2 separate regions of the Homo sapiens genome follow, and region 2 is linked to region 1. A link is an interaction called in ENCODE POLR2A ChIA-PET data of the cell type or tissue named here. Cell type or tissue: Panc1. All regions are shown on one strand. Links, peaks and the distances in the headings refer to the core of each region. The heading gives the core; the rest is flanking DNA.

Region 1 (10,677 bases), core at 2,835-7,834:
GGATGAAAGTCCCTGGTCCCTATTCTGACACCAGCTGAGTGGAGTGAGGATATTTCCTGTGGAATTTGGCCGCAGTAGAGCAATTGTTGTTTAAAACTTTAAAAGTTTTCCATCTTGCTGCTCTTTTCCTGGTCCTTTGGCTAGAGAGAACAGGTTTCTGTTTGTAGTTTTCTTTGTCTACACCTGTTGGCATTTCTGGGTTGTAGGCTTCTCGAGTACCCAGGTCTGAAACACATGAAGCATAAAGAAAATCAAGAACTCAGTGCTCGGCTGGGTGTGGTGGCTCATACCTGTAATCCTAGCACTTTGGGAGTCTGACACTTGAGGTCAGGAGTTCGAGGCCACCCTGGCCAACATGGCAAAACTGTCTCTATAAAAAATACAAAAATTAGCCAGGCATGGTGATGTGCGCCTGTAGTAGTCTCAGCTACTTGGGGGACTGAGGTGGGAGAATCACTTGAGCCTGGGAGGTCCAGGCTGCAGTGAGCCGAGATCACACCACTGCACTCCAGCCTGGGCAACAGAGCAAGACCCTGACAGAAAGAAAAAAAAAAAAAACCTCAATGCTCTTTCTTTGGGTCCTCTGGTTCCTAGCCAGTCTGCTTCCTTCTCTCCACCTTTCACAGTCTTGTTTTGTCTTAAATGTAACGCCTCATGTTTTTAGCTATATTTAGCAGGAAACACGTTTTATATATGCTTTAATGAGATGTTGAAAAATTGTCCTGCTTTCCATAAAGATTTAATAATTTACACTCTATCAATACCTTTTAAAAGTGCCTATTTATCTACACCCTCCCCAGTCAACCTGTTTATACCACATCAGTCATGGGCATCTCAGATGCTGTGGGGCCACGTCTCAGGGAAAGGGCAGAACAGTCTTCAGACCTATATACTGAAGCGTACTCAGGGATCTGATCAGGGAGGTGTCAGTCCCTACCAGTGGTGACCACCCATGATTGGTGAGCTAAATAGGCTTCTGTGCTAAATGATGGAGACAGCCTACTAATGTTTTGGAAGTTACCAGTTGACCGCCACTCCAAATTAGCTAATGTTTAGGTTTAAATATCTTGGAAACTTGAACTTTTTATATCACTAGTTTGCCTTTTTTCCTAGGCTACATATATATATGTATATATATATACACATGTTTATGTATATATACACATATATATACGTATATACGTATATATACACATATGTATATGTATATATATACACACATGTTTATGTATATATACACATATATACGTATATAAGTGTATATGTGTATATATATACACGTATATGTGTATATGCATATATATATGTGTATATATATGCATATATACGTATATATGTGTATATATACACATATACGTGTATATATATACACATATATATATACGTATATATATATGTATATATGTGAGCCGAGATCGCGCCACTGCACTCCATCCTGGACGACAGAGCGAGACTCCTTTCGGAGCTCTGGAGTCTCACTCTGTCGTCCAGGCTGGAGTGCAGTGGCGCGATCTCGGCTCACAGTAACCACCTCCCGGGTTCAAGCAATTCTCCTGCCTCAGCCTCCCAAGTAGCTGGACTACAGGCACCCGCCACAATGCACAGCTAATTTTTTTGTAGTTTTAGTAGAGGCGGGGTTTCAGCATGTTGGCCAGGCTGGTCTCAAACTCCTGATCTCAGGTGATCCACCCACCTCGACCTCCCAAAGTGCTGGGATTACAGGCATGAACCACCATACCCAACCATTTCTTTAGTCATAGATATACCTTCAAGTTTTCAAAGTGCTTTCATATTTGTGTTACAATTACAAAAAGACATTATGAGGGGGTTAGGAGTAATTACTGTCTCCACTTTATGGCCCAGGAAAGCTCACACAGTGACTTGGTGTCACGTGGTCTCTGTTGGCCCAGGAAAGCTCACACAGTGACTTGGTGTCACACGGTCTCTGTACCTGCAGGCTCAACAATTGTTTCCATCTAGCAATGAAAAAAAACTTTACAGTTTAAAAGTAATCCTCACTACTTCCCTCAGCTTATATGTAATGAGGTGTCACTAGTGAAAGATAATAAATTCTTTGAGATTCTCAGCCAATAAGGGAGAATTGATATCTGTACTCTGTACATGAGTTCTTTGTATTACTACTAAAACAAAAATAATTGCAGGCATGAGACAACAGCCATAGGTCTGTAGCAAATGTGTTCATGATTCATCAGAAGAATTGAGTCTGAAACTGAAAAAAAGAAAGTGGATGAGTTGTCCTTTAAAATGGTTGCCAGCTAACACTCATAGGGTTTAAGGATCATGTAATGATGTGTGGGTTTTTTTCCCTCAAAGACTTATTTACTGAGAAACAGCAGACTGTTTTTGCTAGGTCTTGCCTTTTTAATCACCCCCCTACCTAGCCAATGTCATATTGATAGGCGTCAGTAGTTGGTTTATTTCCCTCATTCTTTGTGCCCTGGGATAGGGTACCTCCTACCCAACTGGGGAAATTCGAGGCATAGACCTCGAAGGCTTCATATTTCAGACAGAACCCTATTTAAGTATATCGTTTCCTAAGGGCAGGGCGTTTAACACCTAAAAACTAATTTTCCTTTGGTTTTTACTTTTTTTCTTTGTACAACTTATTTTTCCCAAATGTATGTGTTTATTTTTGCATCTTGAAATTAATGGATTACAACTTGTATCATTTTTGTGTACAGTGATAAGTTCAGTTACATTTTTTCTTACACATTAAAAAAATAACTTTATTGAGACATAATTCACATACCATACAATTCACTCATTTAAATTGTAAGGTGAATGTTTTTCAGTATATTAGAGGGTTGTGACACCATCAGCACAATCTAGTTTTAGAGCATTTTCATCCTCTCCTCCCAAAAAGAAAGCCCTATGTCCATTGAGTTACTCCTCATCCTTCCCTCATTTCTCTGCCCCAGCCCCAGGCAACCACTAATCTACTTTCTCTCTGTATAGATTTGCCTATTCTGGAATGTGATATTATTATCGTATATGGGTTTTTGTCCATGATTCCTGGTTCCATAGTTCTTGTTATTTCCTAAGTAACTAAAATAAGCATGTATTTTGTTAAAGTATTTCTCCTTGGTTCCTGAAGTAGCTTCCAAACAGCTTCAGAGTGATAAAGGTGGAAGTCTTTTGTTACAATGTTGGGGTGCTTTAGGCCCCAGAAACAGGCCTGTGGCACTCCTTTCACCTGCTGCTTTTTCTCCCCAAGGGAGGCCATAGAAACTAAAAATATACTCTAATATTCCTCCACTGTTCTGTCTTGGAGCCGGCAATAAAGAAATTCTCTGACCTACCTTGTCTGATTGTAGGTCACAAGACACCCACTTCAGGAGTCCTGCCTCACACCCACAGGAAGGAATCCTGCACAGAGAGGCCAAGAAGAATCTGAACAAACAGGCCTGGCTGGGTTTCCCCACTCGGTCTGTTGGTATTAGATCATACCCTTTTTGCCTGATCACCTATCTACATGGTTATCTATGCTTCAGTCATGCATATCCAATGAAGTCTCCATAAAAGGCCCAAGAGGATGGGGTACGGAGAGCTTCTGGATAGCTGAACATGTGGAGATTCCTGGAGGGTGGCATGCCTGGGGAGGGTATGGAAGCCTCCTTACCCCATCCTACACCTTGACCTGTGCAACTCTTAATCCACATCCTATGTTATATTCTTTGAAAAAAACAGTAGATGTAAGTAAGTGTTTCCTGAAATTTATTGAACCAAAGGAGGGGGTCATGGGATCTCCAGTTTCTAGCTGGTTGGCCAGAAGTACAAGTAAGACAACTGGGGGCTTGCGATTGACATCGGAAGTAGGAGGCAGCCTTGTGGGATTGAGCCCTTGACCTGTGGTATCTGATGCTGTCTCCAGGTAGGTAGCAGCAGAATTGAATTGCTTATTGGTAGGGAGAATTCCCCACACATTTAGTCACAGAAATCTTCTGTGTTGGTTGTTGTGTGAGAGCAGAGGAATAGACTCATAATATGTCTTTTGCGTCTGCTGCTTTTTACTGAGCATAATGTTTTCAAGGTTCCTCCAGGTTGGAGCATGCACCAGCACTTCCTTAGTTTCATTGCAGAATGCTGTTATATTCTATAGATATAACACGTTTTGCTTATCCATTCGTCAGTGATGGACATTTGAGTTGTTTCTACTGTTGTTTCTACTGTTTCAACTGTTGTTGCTCATAGCAACAATAATGCTGCTATGAGCATTTGTGTACAAGTTTTTTTTGTGGACATACATTTTCATTTCTCTTGATTATATATCTAGGAGTGTAATTGCTGTGTTATATGGTGACTTTATGTGTTTATTGGCTGTTAGTATATCTTCTTTGGACAAATATCTATTCAAATCCTTTACCTATTTTTTGATTGGGTTGTCTTTTTACTGTTGCATTATGAGAGTTCTTTATATATTCTGTATATAAGTTCCTTATCAGATAATTGCAAATATTTTCTCCCATCTATATCATTTCTTTCTTAATAAGTTCTTTGAAGCACAAAAATTTTTTGTTTTGTTTTGTTTTGAGACAGAGTCTCGCTCTGTCACTCAGGCTGGAGTGCGGTGGTGCGATCTCAGCTCACTGCAACCTCTGTCTCCTGGGTTCAAGGGATTCTCCTGTCTCAGCCTCCCAAGCAGCTGGGACTACAGGCATGCATGACCATGCCCAGCTAATTTTTGTATTTTTAGTAGAAACGGCGTTTCGCCATGTTAGCTAGGCTGGTCTCGAACCCCTGACCTCAAGTGATCCGCCTGCCTCAGCCTCCTAAAGCACTGAGATTACAGGCGTGAGCTACCGCTCCTGGCCAGATTTTTTATTTTGATGAAATCCAATTTGTGGTTTTTATTTTGTTGTTTATACTTGTGGTGTCATAACTAAGAATACATTGCTTGAATCAAGGTTACAAAGATTTACTTCATGGAAGTTATAAAACTTCTAAGTATCTTATAGTTTTGTCTCTTACATTCAGGTCTTTGATCCATTTTGAATTTTGTTTGTATATGTCTATGCAACTTCATTCCTCTTTAGACGTGGAACTCTAGTTGTCCCAGCACCTTCAGTTGAAAAGACTGTTCTTTTCCCTGCTGAATGGAGTTGGCACCCATTTAAATAGAAATATTCTTTTAAAGCAAGCTTGTCCAACTCCCAGCCCGTGGGCCACATGTGGCCCAGGACAGCTTTGAATGTGGCCCAACACAAGTTTGTAAACTTTGTTAAAACATTATGAGATGTTTTTGCGATTTTTTTTTTTTTAAAGCTCATCAGCTGTCGTTAGTGTTAGTGTATTTTATGTGTGGCCCTAGACAATTCTTCCAATGTGGCCCAGGGAAGCCAAAATATTGGACATCCCTGTTTTAAACCAAAAATCAAAACACTTGGATATTTTGGACAGCTCAGAGGAGCTTTCACAAAAATTGTTTAAACAATTGAATGTCTCTACCAAATAACGTACTATTCTTAAAGTTGACTTAGTGTCAGTTACAGAATTCTAAGTTGAATTTCAAGACCTAATGTTGACTGGCTGGCAGTTTTCCTTCTTTTTGTATTTAATATATTTTGTTTGTTTGTTTGTTTTTAGAGATAGGGTCTCGCTCTGTCACCCAGGCTGGAGTGGAGTGGCACGATCATAGCTTACTGAAGCCTTGACCTCCTGGGCTCAGGCTATCCTTCCACCTCAGCCTCCGGGGTAGCTGGTACTACAGACATGTGCCACCACACCCTGATAGCTTTTAAATTTTTTGTGGAGATGTGGTTTCACTATGTTGCCCGGGCTGGTCTCAAACTCCTGGCCTCAAACAATCCTTAAGCCTTGGCACCCCAAAGTGCTAGGATTATAGGCATGAGCCACCGTGCTTGGCTTTTAATATCTTCTTATGCCGTTTTATGTAAGAGAGAAAGGTGAAGAATGGGTATTTACCAGAATTAGAAATGTGCGTTAGTGTTGGCTCTGTCGTTCTGTCAAAGTGTGGACAGCAAATAGCTGTCCTGGCCGTTCCTGGGTGGAGTTGGGGATGTTGAGCCATCTGCTGAAGGGCAGCTCTTCCCGTGAGTCATCTTAAGGGAAGTTTAAAAATCTCAGCTGGGTGTGGTGGCTCACGCCTGTAATACCAGCACTTTGGGAGGCTGAGGTGGGCAGATCATGAGGTCAGGAGTTTGAGACCAGCCTGGCCAACATAATGAAACCCTGTCTCTACTAAAAATACAAAAATTAACCAGGTGTGATGGCATGCACCTGTAGTCCTAGCTACTCGGGAGGCTGAGGCAGGGGAATTGCTTGAACCTGGGATGGGAGGTTGCACTGAGCCGAGATCACACCACTGCACTCCAGCCTGGACTACAGAGCAAGACTCCGTATCAAAAAAAAAAAATCTCCAGCTGTTGTGGCAGCTCTGCTGGGCAGCACTTAACTATGTGTCAGATTCAGTGACTGCGGATAGCAAAATGTCATGATTTACTTAAACAGGATCATGTGGAAGGGGCCACTTTGGGAAGAACAGATGAAATTGGTGTTTTACGATTGTCAGTTCAGTGCCTGTTAATTGGGCTATTGCAGCAACTGAATACTGATAGTTAATGAGGTGATGCTATTGTTTTCTGGGAGAAAACCCAACTCAGAGGCAATTGGGTATTTAATATTGCCTTAATAATGACATTAAAGGAAAAAAATGAACATTTTCCTTTGAGCCTGAGAAATTAAAAAAAAAATAGCATAAAATGAAGCAACAGTAGTATTTTTGCTGTCAATGTTAGGGCTGTTTGTCTTCCTTAAATATATCAGTGGAAAAACTTGGAGTGTAGTTGGAGGTAGGAAGAACTACCGAATTAACTTAAAACTTTTGATTTCTAAAGTGAAAACCCAGGGGTAAAGATTGCATTCCCTAATTATATCCAGAATATATTGCTTGTTTACCTTTAATTTGTAAGGAGCAAGTTTTTGTTTGTTGTTCAGTTTGTTTTTAAAGAATATGTTCTGCTGTTTACTTTTGCTGACCTATCTCTTCTCAGTGGAGCAGGCCAGAGGTGAATGCAGGACACTCTAAGCCCTCTCTCTTGGTGTCCCTTAAGTGTATTCTGAGCATATTTGGGCCAAGAGGAAGTTTCTGATAAATAATATAGAAGATATTTTTATGTAACAGTTATTTCTGGGTAATTCACACTATGTTTCAGAGCTTGGATTTTCTTCGGGTAGGTGTGGACATGGAGTGTAGTTCTAACTTTACAACCAGAGCACCTGCTTTGAGACAAATTCATGAGCAACCATGTAGGCCAGCAAGCACCTTTTTTTCCACAGGCAGCGTCCTTGTGAACTTTCCGCTTGGATCCTGACTCTGCTGTTAGTAGCCTATGACCTTGGATGAAATGTAAGGGAATAGAAACTGAAGCTATCTGTAAAGTGAAAGAGCTGGTGCCTGCCTTATTGGGAGCCTCTGGGTTTATGTATGAGTCAGATGCGTAGAGTTGCTCACCATGGAGGGCCCAGGGTAGGCAGGCATTATTGAACAACTGCTCCATGTGCTCTTTTCAATCTTTGCAGACCCCACCCACGTCTCCCTTGCTCAGACCTGGCTCCCCATGGCTTATGAAAGGGGGCTGAGTGCAGAAGGTGGCAGGCAGGACACTGGACAACCCTCTGTGGCTTTTCCTTACCCTTCGTAGTACCATGAGATTCTGGCTCTTCCCGTCTCTGTGTTTCTGCCTATGGGTCCTTCCACATGCAGTGCCTCGTCTTCCCTCCTTCCCATCCATGTCCTTTTGTCTTCAGGCACACCCACTTGGAAGGAGCCCATCCTCTCACAGGGTCTGCTGGCATATTCTGCACCTCTCAAGTACTCATATTTCCTCTGCAATCTTTTCTATGTTGTTTTTCCTCTGCTCAAGGGTAAATTGAGAGTAAGGAAAGTATTTTTCTAATTTCTTTGTATTTTCCATAATATTGTAAGTACAGCAGGTACTCAGTAGTTTCTGGACAGATTAGAAAATGTTTTACTTATTCTCCAATTAATCCTAATCCTAATTCTAAATTAATTAATCCTTGTTGCCTTTCTTCTAATTGTTTTATATATATGTAATATGTAAATTTAAAGAACATCGTATGTTTATCATCTTAGCCCTTAAACTAGATTTAATGGTTTTTTGTTTTGTTTTGTTTTGAGACAGAGTCTCACTCTGTTGCTAGGCTGGAGTGCAGTGGTGCAATCTCGGCTCACTGCAGCCTCCACCTACCAGGTTCAAGCAATTCTCCTGCCTCAGCCTCCCAAGTATCTGGGTCTACAGGCATGCACCACCACACCCAGCTAATTTTTGTATTTTTAGTAGAGATGTGGTTTCACCATGTTGGCCAGGATGGTCTTGATCTCCTGACCTCGTGATCCACCCGCCTTGGCCTCCCAAAGTGCTGGGATTACAGGTGTGAGCCACCGAGTCTGGCCTAGATTTAAATTTTTAAGTGAAGATGGTAATATCTGCAACTGTGCACTCACCTTCCTTGGGCTCGCACAGGCATCCTGTGTTAGTAGGTGCAAGAGTGTGTTTCAGTTTCACACAGTCACAGCTCTGTTGTGCTCTCAGGCACATGAACTGGTGGCACTGAGCAGGTAGCACTCTTGTGAATACATTTATAGGCCAGGGTCTTTCTCCTCAACAATTAGAGTTGAACATGTTTTGTTTTTGTTTTTGTTTTTCTAGTAGCTTTTAAAAAAAAATTATCCTTTCTCTAGAGCATCAGGATCTAGTAGCCTTGTCTCCTAAATACTCATTTTTAAAACCTTTCTTTCTTGTTTTTTTTTTTTTTTTTTTGTACAGGCAGTTGTGAAAAACTTCAGGACAAAAATGTTTCATTTAAGGACTTGTGCTGCTAAGTTGAGGCCATTGACGGCTTCCCAGACTGTTAAGACATTTTCACAAAACAGACCAGCAGCAGCTAGGACATTTCAACAGATTCGGTGCTATTCTGCACCTGTTGCTGCTGAGCCCTTTCTCAGTGGGACTAGTTCGAACTATGTGGAGGAGATGTACTGTGCTTGGCTGGAAAACCCCAAAAGTGTACATAAGGTAAGGCTCGCAGGGCTGTGGGTCTGCCTCATGTTGGTGTGTTGGCCTGTTCCTGACTGGTCACCAGGTAAGTGTGTGCGTCCTGAGGAGTCAGCGGGCAGACAGGCAGCTGGAGCGCCATACCAACCACCGTATCTGTATCGGACCCAGCATAGCCCCAGCAGAAGCCATGGTCCCTGGATTGGCGTCCAGCAGTAGACACTGTGCTTAACTCTGCGAGGATGTGAAGAAGCATGTGTGTGACCCTCCAGCATCTCCGCAAGGGCTGCTTCAGGATGAAGCCGCTGAAGAAAGAAGAAAGAAAGAAAGTGTGTGGAAAAGAGCAGGACCTCAGGAAGCTCCTCCATTCTAACTGTCTGGAGAGGATACTTTCATTTGTAACATGCCGTAGTCACCTCATGTAATTTCTGTATGAATGGCCTTTTAGCTCATTATGTTCGTATTTTTTTCCTGTTTGTTTCTAACTTCTCTGTATTACATATAAGGGCATTTTCTAAACTTTTCACCACATGATTACTGATGTAAGTCATGTCTTGTTTTTTTTGGTTTGTTTTTGTTTTTGTTTGTTTTGTTTTGTTTCAGACAGAGTCCCACTGTTGTCCAGGCTGGAGTGCAGTGGCGGGATCTCGGCTTGCTGCAACCTCCGACTCCTGGGTTCAAGTGATTCTTATGCCTCAGCCTCCCGAGTAACTGGGACTACAGGTGCACGTCACCACGCCTGACTAGTTTTTGTATTTTTAGTAGAGATGGGATTTTACTTTGTTGGCCAGGCTGGTCTTGAACCCCTGGCCTCAAGTGATCCACCCACCTTGGCCTCCCAAAGTGCTGGGATTACAGGTATGATCAACCACGCCTGGCCATGTCATGCCTTGTGACAGAATTCCTTTATTCTGTTTTGAGCCAATAAATATTTATAGGTTTTGATAACCATTCCTTGATTTTCAGGGAAAGCAGCCAGCCTCCTGAAGGAATTGGGAAGACAGTGTAGTATAGTAATAAGAGGGTAGGTCCCAGCGTTTCTAAGCTCCTGTGCCTCATCTGTAGGTGGTTGAGAGAATGAAAGGAGGTAGCATGAGCAGGGCACTCAGCTCGGAGGCAGTGCCTAGCCAACATTGCTTATCTTCACTGTGAATTTGGCTTTTTTCCTACTCTTGAATCTTGGGGGCTTATCACCAAAAGGAAGTCTGCTTCCACTGGGCTCCTGTAAACAAGCTTTCCCTTTAAGTATTAGTGACACTTACGAATTTTTTTTTTTAATTTAGCTAGGTGTGGTGGCACATGCCTGCAGTTCTAGCTACTCCACAGGCTGAGGTGGGAGGATTGCTGAAGCCCAGGAATTCGAGGTTACAGTGCGCTGTGATGGTGCCACTGCACTCCATCCTGGGCAACAGAGGGAGACCCTGTCTCTAAAATTTAAAAGAAGGTGGGGGGCGGGTATATTCCCATGACTGCTGGGCCACCAGGTCCCATTTTTTCAGGAATGCCACTTTGTCTCAGCCTTATTGCCCAGATCTAGCCCAGTCCTTCCCTGTTTCCATGGCAACCTGGGAGCAGCCTTGCTTACTGGGCAAGGTGAGACCTGGTTTTCTGTAAGAAATCT
Region 2 (10,677 bases), core at 3,279-8,278, 180 kb after region 1:
GGCAGGCATGGGTGCTTTACATCCTGAGCTGGGAAGCTGTTTGCTTGAGGGTTTTTCTCAAGGATCGAGGCGCGGTGTGAGCCCGTCCATGCTCGGTCCTGTAGATCCCGGGAGGCCATGTTATAAAAGGAGACTTGCTGGGATGTGACGGGTTGCCACTTGAAATATCTTCCATTTGGATAAAGTAGGAATATTTATACATGTGCCCCAAACGTCCCTCCGTGTCCCCCACCCCCAAGCGGAAATGTGAAAATGGGCCTTGCCTTTGCTGGTGCCCAAGGACCGCCTTCCACTGCAGTGACGGCGCTGGCGGGGGAGGCGCTCTTGAGCCCCTCCCGATTGTCCCTCTGCCTAGCAAGCAAGTTGCGACTGGCCACAAGGCAGGCCTCTTCCGACCAAGGTGGATTACCAGTGATTACCTAATTAGTTTTGAGAGCGTTAAATGAGTTCTTAAAGATCAGTTGTAATTATAGCATAGTATCTAAACTTGGCGCGTGTCTTCAAAGTTAAATATTGAGTACGATTCCGTTCCAGTTAACATGGATAGACCTTAGGGAGTAGCGAAATAGGATGTTAGTGGTTTTATTCCTTTAAATCACATCTCAAAAGGCCACCAATGGCTAGTTTGGGATCTTATTCCGAAAATAGATTGATCCTCATGCAGTCTTCGTGAGGACAGAGCGATTTCCTTGTTGCCTACCCTGTCCATAGTGCCTGGCACATAGGCACTGAAACACTGCATGTTAATCCACACCCCACCCCACCTATGAGTGTAGTCAAAGCTGGTAAGTGACAAGGGCTTTCGTGGAAACTTGGCCTGACCTAATGTTGGGCATCAGGTTACCCAAAGAGCTTCAGGGAAATGAGAAAGGACTTGCAGGTCTTGATGAGAATGGAGGGGTAACTGCCAATGAGGGCTTTGGCTTTAGCGAAAGTCTGAAAGGGAAGCCATAGGAACTTAAACGTACCGACTATAAAGCTCTGAGAAAAGCTGATGTTTTAGAAAGACCATACATTCTAGGTACAAATACCTAAAAACTAAAAAATAAGTACGTTGGCCAGGCGGGCGGATCACGAAGTCAGGAGATTGAGACCGTCCTGGCCAACATGGTGAAACCCCACCTCTATTAAAAATACAAAAATTAGCTGGGCGTGGTGGCGCTTGCCTGTAATCTCAGCTACTCTAGAGGCTGAGGCAGGAGAATCGCTTGAACCCCGGAGGCGGAGGCTGCAGTGAGCCGAGATCGTGCCACTGCACTCCAGCCTGGTGACAGTGAGACTCTTGTCTCAAAAAAAAAAAAGTACATTGCTATAAGAGAAGTGCACACGGATACTAGTAGTTAATTCAGTCACATCTGTGAAATAGCTTATAAAATGCTACTTTTAAACAAGCTGTTTTTATGAAAGGGCTTGTAAATGTTTATGGTATTTAAGCTACCTCTCTAGCCATAACGTATTATACATTCAAGAAAGGTTCAAAACCAGATATACTAGAAACCAATCTTTATTTTTTACCCCACTACTAGGTAAGGGGCCTGGATACCAAGAAGTGACTGCTCATCTAATCCATAAAGCTATGTTAACAGATTGGAGGTAGTAGCATTTTCATTACAAGTGACTAAAAGAACAGCTGTTTACCCCTGATCGTGCAGCAGTGCTTGCTGTTCCTTAGAATTTTGCCTTGTAAGTTCTAGCTCAAGTTGGGGGGTGGTGATAGACATTTAAGAAGCCATATATCTTTTCAGAAGTAGGTGTGATGTACTAAAAGTTTGAGACACTTTCTAGAAGTCTCACTATTTAAGTTATGACTAGTATTGGATTTTTGGCATGTCTTTGGGTTTCATGTTTCTTAACCCAACTGCCTGCAGGGCCTTATGGCTGTCAGGAGCAGTTCTTGGGAATTAAAGTAATTACTGAAGAAGTATTCTAGTGAGAAAATGAATTTATGACTCAGAAGCCCCTAAAGACATGGGTACTAAGCAACAAAATAAGCAGATGTTAATTAACTGTAATTTTCTCTTACAGCTGTTTGCAGACAAGGTCCCAAAGACAGCAGGTTGGTCCATTTTCTAAGTTTAACAAAGATGTTCCAATTGTGACAGTTTGTGTGTGTGTGTGTATATATATATTTTTATGTATGTATATATGTGTTTAATTTTTTTTTAAACAGAAAATTTTCGTGCTCTGAGCACTGGAGAGAAAGGATTTGGTTATAAGGGTTCCTGCTTTCACAGAATTATTCCAGGGTTTATGTGTCAGGTACGAAATTTACTGAATTTTATTTTATTTGGGTTGCTCCCTTCATTTGGGATTGAGCCAGAATATTTCAGGATACACATATCTGAACTGTTACTCTACCATTTCGGTTCTATTTAACCCTTCTATTCAGTTTGAACTTGGGTTTAAAGTTTGAACCTTGCAGATTTGGCACACTTCATGGTTATGTTGTCAGAAGTGACATTTTTCCTATATGTTGACAGGGTGGTGACTTCACACGCCATAATGGCACTGGTGGCAAGTCCATCTATGGGGAGAAATTTGAAGATGAGAACTTCATCCTAAAGCATACGGGTCCTGGCATCTTGTCCATGGCAAATGCTGGACCCAACACAAATGGTTCCCAGTTTTTCATCTGCACTGCCAAGACTGAGTGGTAAGGGTACAACATGGCACACTAACCACCTGACTAAATGAAAAGTTGCCCTGGGGGGAACGGAACAAACACTACTTTTCTTCAACCTTTGCTTCCACAGACTTTTTCATCCCTAAGATACTAGAAGAAGAGCATACATAAACGACAAATATAGCCAATGTGATACAGAATGTCAGATACTATGATAGAAACTTGGCCCTTAGCTGGGTGGTTGAATTAGGTGCTACTTTTTTGAGATGGAGTTTTGCTCTGTTGCCAGGTTGGAGTGCAGTGGCACAATCTGGGCTCACTGCAACCTCTGCCTCCTGGGTTCAAGCGATTCTCCTGCCTTGGCCTCCTGAGTAGCTGAGAATACAGATGTGTGCCAGCATGCCTGGCTAATTTTTTGTATTTTTGTGGAGACGGGGTTTCATCATGTTGGCCAAGCTGGTCTTGAACTCGTGACTTAAGGTGAACCACCTGCCTTGGCCCCCCAAAGTGCTGGGATTTCAGGCATGAGCCACTGCGCCCAACCAATTAAGTGCTTTTTTTTTTTTTTTCTTTTCTCAGACTGGATCTCGCTCTTATCTCCCAGGTTGGAGTGCAGTGGTGCCATCTCAGCTCACTGCAACCTCCTCCCGGGTTCAAGCAATTCTTCTGCCTCAGCCTCTCAAGTAGCTGGAACTACAGGCATGCACCACCACTCCCAGCTAAATTGTGTATTATTAGTAGAGCGGGATTTACCATGTTGTCCAGGCTGGTCTCGAACTCCTGGGCTCAAGTGATCTGCCTGCCTTGACCCCCCCAAAGTGCTGGGATTACAGGCATGAGCCACTGTGCCCACCCAATTAAGTGCTGCTTTTATGTTACTATTAATAACATGCGGTTGGTTGGGTTTTTTGTTTCTTTGGGGTTTTTGTTTTGTTTTGTTTGTTTTTGGGGGAGGGGGGCGCAATTCATTCTATATGTGTAACTCTTTTTTGAGATGGAGTTTCGCTCTGTCGCCCAGGCTGGAGTGCAGTGGCGCGATCTCGGCTCACTGCAAGCTCCGCCTCCCAGGTTCACGCCATTCTCCTGCCTCAGCCTCCCGAGTAGCTGGGACTATAGGCACACGCCACCATGCCCGGCTAATTTTTTGTATTTTTAGTAGAGACAGGGTTTCACCGTGTTAGCCAGGATGGTCTCGATCTCCTGACCTCGTGATCCGCCCGCCTTGGCCTCCCAAAGTGCTGGGATTACAGGCGTGAGCCACCGCACCCGGCCTATATGTGTAACTCTTTAATGGTAATTGGAGAATCATGTTTAATGACATTTAGTACAAAAGGCTTCAGTTAAAAAAAAAAAAAAAAGCTACCTTTCTCGTCTTGGTTCATGACACATGGAGGCTGCTTGTTTGTGGTTGCCAGTCATAGTGATTGTTCTTCCTTTTCAAGGTTGGATGGCAAGCATGTGGTGTTTGGCAAAGTGAAAGAAGGCATGAATATTGTGGAGGCCATGGAGCGCTTTGGGTCCAGGAATGGCAAGACCAGCAAGAAGATCACCATTGCTGACTGTGGACAACTCGAATAAGTTTGACTTGTGTTTTATCTTAACCACCAGATCATTCCTTCTGTAGCTCAGGAGAGCACCCCTCCACCCCATTTGCTCGCAGTATCCTAGAATCTTTGTGCTCTCGCTGCAGTTCCCTTTGGGTTCCATGTTTTCCTTGTTCCCTCCCATGCCTAGCTGGATTGCAGAGTTAAGTTTATGATTATGAAATAAAAACTAAATAACAATTGTCCTCGTTTGAGTTAAGAGTGTTGATGTAGGCTTTATTTTAAGCAGTAATGGGTTACTTCTGAAACATCACTTGTTTGCTTAATTCTACACAGTACTTAGATTTTTTTTACTTTCCAGTCCCAGGAAGTGTCAATGTTTGTTGAGTGGAATATTGAAAATGTAGGCAGCAACTGGGCATGGTGGCTCACTGTCTGTAATGTATTACCTGAGGCAGAAGACCACCTGAGGGTAGGAGTCAAGATCAGCCTGGGCAACATAGTGAGACGCTGTCTCTACAAAAAATAATTAGCCTGGCCTGGTGGTGCATGCCTAGTCCTAGCTGATCTGGAGGCTGACGTGGGAGGATTGCTTGAGCCTAGAGTGAGCTATTATCATGCCACTGTACAGCCTGGGTGTTCACAGATCTTGTGTCTCAAAGGTAGGCAGAGGCAGGAAAAGCAAGGAGCCAGAATTAAGAGGTTGGGTCAGTCTGCAGTGAGTTCATGCATTTAGAGGTGTTCTTCAAGATGACTAATGTCAAAAATTGAGACATCTGTTGCGGTTTTTTTTTTTTTTTTTTCCCCTGGAATGCAGTGGCGTGATCTCAGCTCACTGCAGCCTCCGCCTCCTGGGTTCAAGTGATTCTAGTGCCTCAGCCTCCTGAGTAGCTGGGATAATGGGCGTGTGCCACCATGCCCAGCTAATTTTTGTATTTTTAGTATAGATGGGGTTTCATCATTTTGACCAGGCTGGTCTCAAACTCTTGACCTCAGCTGATGCGCCTGCCTTGGCCTCCCAAACTGCTGAGATTACAGATGTGAGCCACCGCACCCTACCTCATTTTCTGTAACAAAGCTAAGCTTGAACACTGTTGATGTTCTTGAGGGAAGCATATTGGGCTTTAGGCTGTAGGTCAAGTTTATACATCTTAATTATGGTGGAATTCCTATGTAGAGTCTAAAAAGCCAGGTACTTGGTGCTACAGTCAGTCTCCCTGCAGAGGGTTAAGGCGCAGACTACCTGCAGTGAGGAGGTACTGCTTGTAGCATATAGAGCCTCTCCCTAGCTTTGGTTATGGAGGCTTTGAGGTTTTGCAAACCTGACCAATTTAAGCCATAAGATCTGGTCAAAGGGATACCCTTCCCACTAAGGACTTGGTTTCTCAGGAAATTATATGTACAGTGCTTGCTGGCAGTTAGATGTCAGGACAATCTAAGCTGAGAAAACCCCTTCTCTGCCCACCTTAACAGACCTCTAGGGTTCTTAACCCAGCAATCAAGTTTGCCTATCCTAGAGGTGGCGGATTTGATCATTTGGTGTGTTGGGCAATTTTTGTTTTACTGTCTGGTTCCTTCTGCGTGAATTACCACCACCACCACTTGTGCATCTCAGTCTTGTGTGTTGTCTGGTTACGTATTCCCTGGGTGATACCATTCAATGTCTTAATGTACTTGTGGCTCAGACCTGAGTGCAAGGTGGAAATAAACATCAAACATCTTTTCATTATCCCTAGTATTTCTTATTCCATTAATTAACAGAATAGCCTCACCACGTTGTCATTAACTGCTTTTATTCATCCAAGTATTTAACTTTTTTTTTCTTTTTTATTTGAGACAGTTTGGCTCTTGTTGCCCAGGCTGGAGTGCAATGGCACTATCTCCACTCACTGCATCCTCTGCCTCCCAGGTTCAAACGATTCTCCTGTCTCAGCTTCCAGAGTAGCTGGGATTACAGGTGTATGCCACCACACCCAGCTAATTTTTTGTATTTTTAGTAGAGTAGGGGTTTACCATGTTCATGGCCAGGCTGGTCTCAAACAGACCTCAGGTAATCCGCCCGCCTTGGGCTCCCAAAGTGCTAGGATTTCAGGCGTGAGCCACCGCGTCCAGCCCCATTCCTTTTTTTTTTTTTTTTTTAATTTCTCCAGTGCCCAGCGTGATCCCTGACATCTGGTATTAGAGTTCAATACTTGGGCCGGGCCTCGGTAATCCCAGCACTTCGGGAGGCCAAGGCAGGCAGATTACCTGAGGTCAGTAGTTTGAGACCAGCCTGGCCAACGTAGAGAAACTCCATCTATTAAATATGCAAAAATTACATGGTCATGGTGGTGCATTTCTGTAATCCCAGCTATTTGGGAGGCTGAGGCAGGAGAACTGCTTGAAACCAGAAAGCACAATGAGCCAAGATCGTGCCACTGCACTCCAGCCTGGGAGACAGAATATGAGAGACTCTGTCCCAAAAAAAAAAAAGGTCCGGCTGTGGTGTCTCATACCTGTAATCCCGGCACTTCGGGAGGCCAAGGCCTGAGGACCTTGAGCCAAGGAGTTTGAGACCAGCCTGGGCAATATAGGGGGACCCTGACTCTACAAATAAGAAAATAAGCTGGGATGCCAGGTGTGGTGGCTCACTCCTGTAATCCCAGCACTTTGGGAGGCCGAGGTGGACGGATCACCTGAGGTCAGGAGTTTGAGACCAGCCTGGCCAACCTGGTGAAACCTCATCTCTACTAAAAATACAAAAAAAAATTAGCCAGGCATAGTGGCAGGCACCTGTAATCCTAGCTACTTGGTAGGCTGAGGCAGGAGAATCCTTGAACCTGGGAGGTGGAGGTTGCGGTGAGCTGAGATTGGGCCATTGCACTCCAGCCTGGGGGACAAGAGTGAGACTTTGTCTCAAAAAAGAAAGCTGGATGTGGATGCATATGCCTGTGGTCCCAGCTACTCAGGTGTCTGAGGTGGGAGGATCCCTTGTGCCTGGGAGGTCGAGGGTGCAGTGAGCTGTGGTAGCACTCCAGCTGGGTGACAGAGAAAGACCCAGTATCAAAAAAAAAAAGTCTTGCTATGTTGTCCAGGTTAGTCTGAAAAACTGGCCTCGGCCGGGCACGGTGTCTCACACTTGAAATCCCAGCACCTTCGGAGTCTGAGGTGAGCGGGTCACGGGGTCAGGAGATGGAGACCATCCTGGCTAACACAGTGAAACCCTGTCTCTACTAAAAATACAAAAAGTTAGCCGGGCATGGTGGCAGGTGCCTGTAGTCCCAGCTACCTGGGAGGCTGAGACAGGAGAATGGTGTGAACCTGGGAGGCAGAGCTTGCAGTGAGCCAAGATCATGCCACTGCACTCCAGCCTGGGTGACAGAGTGAGACTCTTGTCTCAAAGAAAAAAACAAAAAACTGGCCTCAAGCAATCCTCCTGCCTCCATTTCCCAATGTGCTTGGGTTACAGGTGTGAGCCACCATGCCCAACCACTGGGAAGATAATTATGTGCCAAAGTAGACAATTTCCTCCCTCAACAGACCTTTTGAAAGGAAGGCCGGGCCAGGCATGGTGGCTCATGCCTGTAATCCCAGCACTTTGGGAGGCCAAGGCGGGTGGATCACCTGAGGTCAGGAGTTAGCAACCAGCCTGACCAACGTGGTGAAACTACGTCTCTACTAAAAATACAAAAAATTAGCCTGTAATCCCAGCTACTGCGGACGTGGACATTGCAGTGAGCCGAGACCGCACCATTGCACTCCAGCCTGGGCAAAAGAGCAAAATGCTGTCTCAAAAAAAAAAGAAAAAGGAAAGTGAGTCAGATGCCAAGCTGGTATTGCGGCATCAGCTTGTGTAGTAAGATTTGACCTGGTCAGAAAGGTCTCAAATGGCTACCCTGAGAAAGAAGTGGAGCTTGGAAGAAAGGTAACCAGGAAAACCCATCATTTTTCTGCTGGTTGGAGGCTCTCATGGAAACCCTTAGGAAACTTACAAGCTGAGAGGCGGGAGTTTGCCTAGACCACACTGTGAGTTTGCTGTATATATCCACGCCTTACACAGTGAATAAGAAGATACTCAGGGCCGGGCACAGTGGCTCAGACCTGTAATCCCAGCACTTTGGGAGGCTGAGGCGGGTGGATCACCTGAGTCCAGGAATTCGAGACCAGCCTGACCAACATGGTGAAACTCCGTCTCTACTAAAAATACAAAAATTAGCCAGGCATGGTGGCATGCGCCTGTAATCCCAGCTACTTAGGAGGCTTGAGGCAGGAGAATCGCTTGAACCTGGGAGGTGGAAGTTGCAGTGAGCCGAAATTGGCCCCATTGCACTCCAGCCCGGATGACAGAGACTCCGTCTCAAACAAAAAAAAAGATACTTGCCCCAGCGTGGTGGCTCACGCCTGTAATCCTAACGCTTTGGAAAGCTGAGGCAGGCAGATCACCTGAGATCAGGAGTTTGAGACCACCCTGGACAACATGGTGAAACCCCGTCTCTACTAAAAATACAAAAATTAGCTGGGCGTGGTGGCACGCCCCTGTAATCCCAGCTACTTGGGAGGCAGAGGCACCAGAATCACTTGAACCCGGGAGGCAGAGGTTGCAGTGAGCGGAGATTGTGCCACTGCACTCCAGACTTGGGTGACAGAGCAAGACTCCAGCTCAAAAAAAAAAACCAAAAAACTAAAAACTCTGCTTCTCAGAGTTGTGGGGATTAGATATGAAGTACTTAGAAGAGTGGTTAGCACATGGTACATGCATGAACAGTTCTGTTAGTGTGTAAACACCCAGCAGGGATTTGTCTAGCTTTTCACCAGTGTATCCCAGTACCTAGGCTAAAGCTTGGTTCAGAGAAGGCTCAGAAGAAATATCACAGTAACTGTGTGATAGACCCCTTCTGATCCCTTTACAAATATTCTAGGCTGGGCATGGTGGCTCACGCCCGTAATCCCAGCACCCAGGAGGCCAATGCAGGCAGATCGCTTGAACCCAGGTGTTCAAGACCAGCCTGTGCAACATGGTGAAACTCTGTCTATATTAAAAACAGAAAAATTACCCAGGCGGCCGGGCATGGTGGCTCATGCCTGTAATCCCAGAACTTTGGGAGGCCAAGGCGGGTGAATCACGAGGTCAGGAGTGCGAGACCAGCCTTGCCAACATGATGAAACCCAATTTATAGAGGTGGGGATAAGGGACCATCTTTAAGAGTTGCCTACCACAAGTCTATAAAATACAGTTTAAAGACCAGAAATAAAAAGAACCCCAGCATATCTACTAGTATCCCAGAAATGCCCTTTGCAAGCCCTCTTCAGTTGCACGCTCTTTCCTCTTCAGAGGGAACCATGATTCCAATTTTTTTTTTTTTTTTTGAGATGAAGTTTTGCTCTTGTTGCCCAGGCTGGAGTGCAATGATGCAATCTCGGCTCACCGCAACCCTCCGCCTCCCAGGTTCAAGCGATTCTCCTGCCTCAGCCTCCCGAGTAGTTGGGATTACAGGCATGTGCCACCATGCCCGGCTAATTTTGTATTTTTAGTAGAGACTGGGTTTCTCCATGTTGGTCAGGCTGGTCTCGAACTCCCTACCTCAGGTGATCCTCCTGCCTCGGCCTCCAAAAGTGCTGGGATTACAGGCGTGCTCAGCCCATGATTCCAATTTTTGTGTTCATCAATCTCTAGCACCTGTGTCCCTAAAAACATATTGAGAAAAAGTGAGAAGCAAGCACAAACCTAATTGTGCAAAGAAAGGTCGAAATTGCCACTATTATGAGGCAGGCTCCCAGGAGAAGGCAAGTTGAGCAGGCTGGGTTAGAGTGTGGCCTCAGGGTCTTTGAGAACACAAGAACTATTTCTGGGAAAGTCAGCCAATGCCTTTCTCCACCTCAGAAAATCTGTAAAATCTATAATATCTGGTTCACAGTCAGATGTTCCCCCTTGTTCTTATAATGTGTTTTTATGTTTATTGCTTTTTAAAATTCTTTTTCAGTCCAGGTACGGTGGCTCATGCCTGTAATCTCAGCACTTTGGGAGGCCGAGGTGGGCAGATCACTTGAGGTCAGGAGTTCGAGACCAACCTGGCCAACATGGTGAAATTCCATCTCTACTCAAAATACAAAATTAGCCAGGCATGGTGGTGCATGTCTGTAATCCCAGCTACTCAGGAGGCCGAGGCAGGAAAATCGCTTGAACCTGGGAGATGAAGGCTGCAGTGAGCCAAGATCGTACCATTGCACCCCAGCCTGGGCAACAGAGCGAGACTCTGTCTCAAAATAAATAAATAAATAAAATTCTATTTCAGGGTTAATAGGTGCAGCAAACCACCATGGCACACATATACCTATGTAACAAACCCGCATGTTCTACACATGTATTCCATATTTTTATTATTTTTTTTTTGAGATAGAGTTTCGCTCTTGTTACCCAGGCTGGAGTGCAATGGCACAATCTCAGCTCATTGCAACCTCCACCTCCTAGGTTCAAGTGATTCTCCTGCCACAGCCTGCCAAGTAGCTGGGAGGCACCACCATGCCCAGCTA

Evidence for each region. ChIA-PET counts read pairs that join two places held together with the same protein. Peaks named below come from ENCODE experiments on the same cell type or tissue, not always from the same donor. Only the 100,000 strongest peaks of a DNase experiment are listed, where the experiment ranks them.
Region 2: POLR2A ChIA-PET joins it to region 1 with 14 read pairs; 10 of 35 experiments call an interaction of 5 or more read pairs at or near these places.

Annotation. Positions count from the first base shown.
Region 1 is chr7:44,615,489-44,626,165 of GRCh38, forward strand. It overlaps OGDH (oxoglutarate dehydrogenase), which reads left to right. Exons shown (of 23, transcript NM_002541.4): 2 at 8,829-9,077. The coding sequence starts at 8,856. Among named protein-coding and RNA genes, the nearest start is that of OGDH, 14 kb to the left of the region's middle. RefSeq lists an enhancer at 7,167-7,476 and a silencer at 8,635-8,694. In Panc1, for the core only: no CTCF peak of the experiment used is centred there; no DNase peak of the experiment used is centred there; H3K4me3 peaks cover 1,353 bases; H3K27ac peaks cover 3,514 bases.
Region 2 is chr7:44,797,222-44,807,898 of GRCh38, forward strand. It overlaps PPIA (peptidylprolyl isomerase A), which reads left to right. Exons shown (of 5, transcript NM_021130.5): 2 at 2,026-2,056; 3 at 2,171-2,259; 4 at 2,481-2,653; 5 at 4,066-5,896. The coding sequence ends at 4,201. Among named protein-coding and RNA genes, the nearest start is that of PPIA, 5.9 kb to the left of the region's middle. In Panc1, for the core only: no CTCF peak of the experiment used is centred there; no DNase peak of the experiment used is centred there.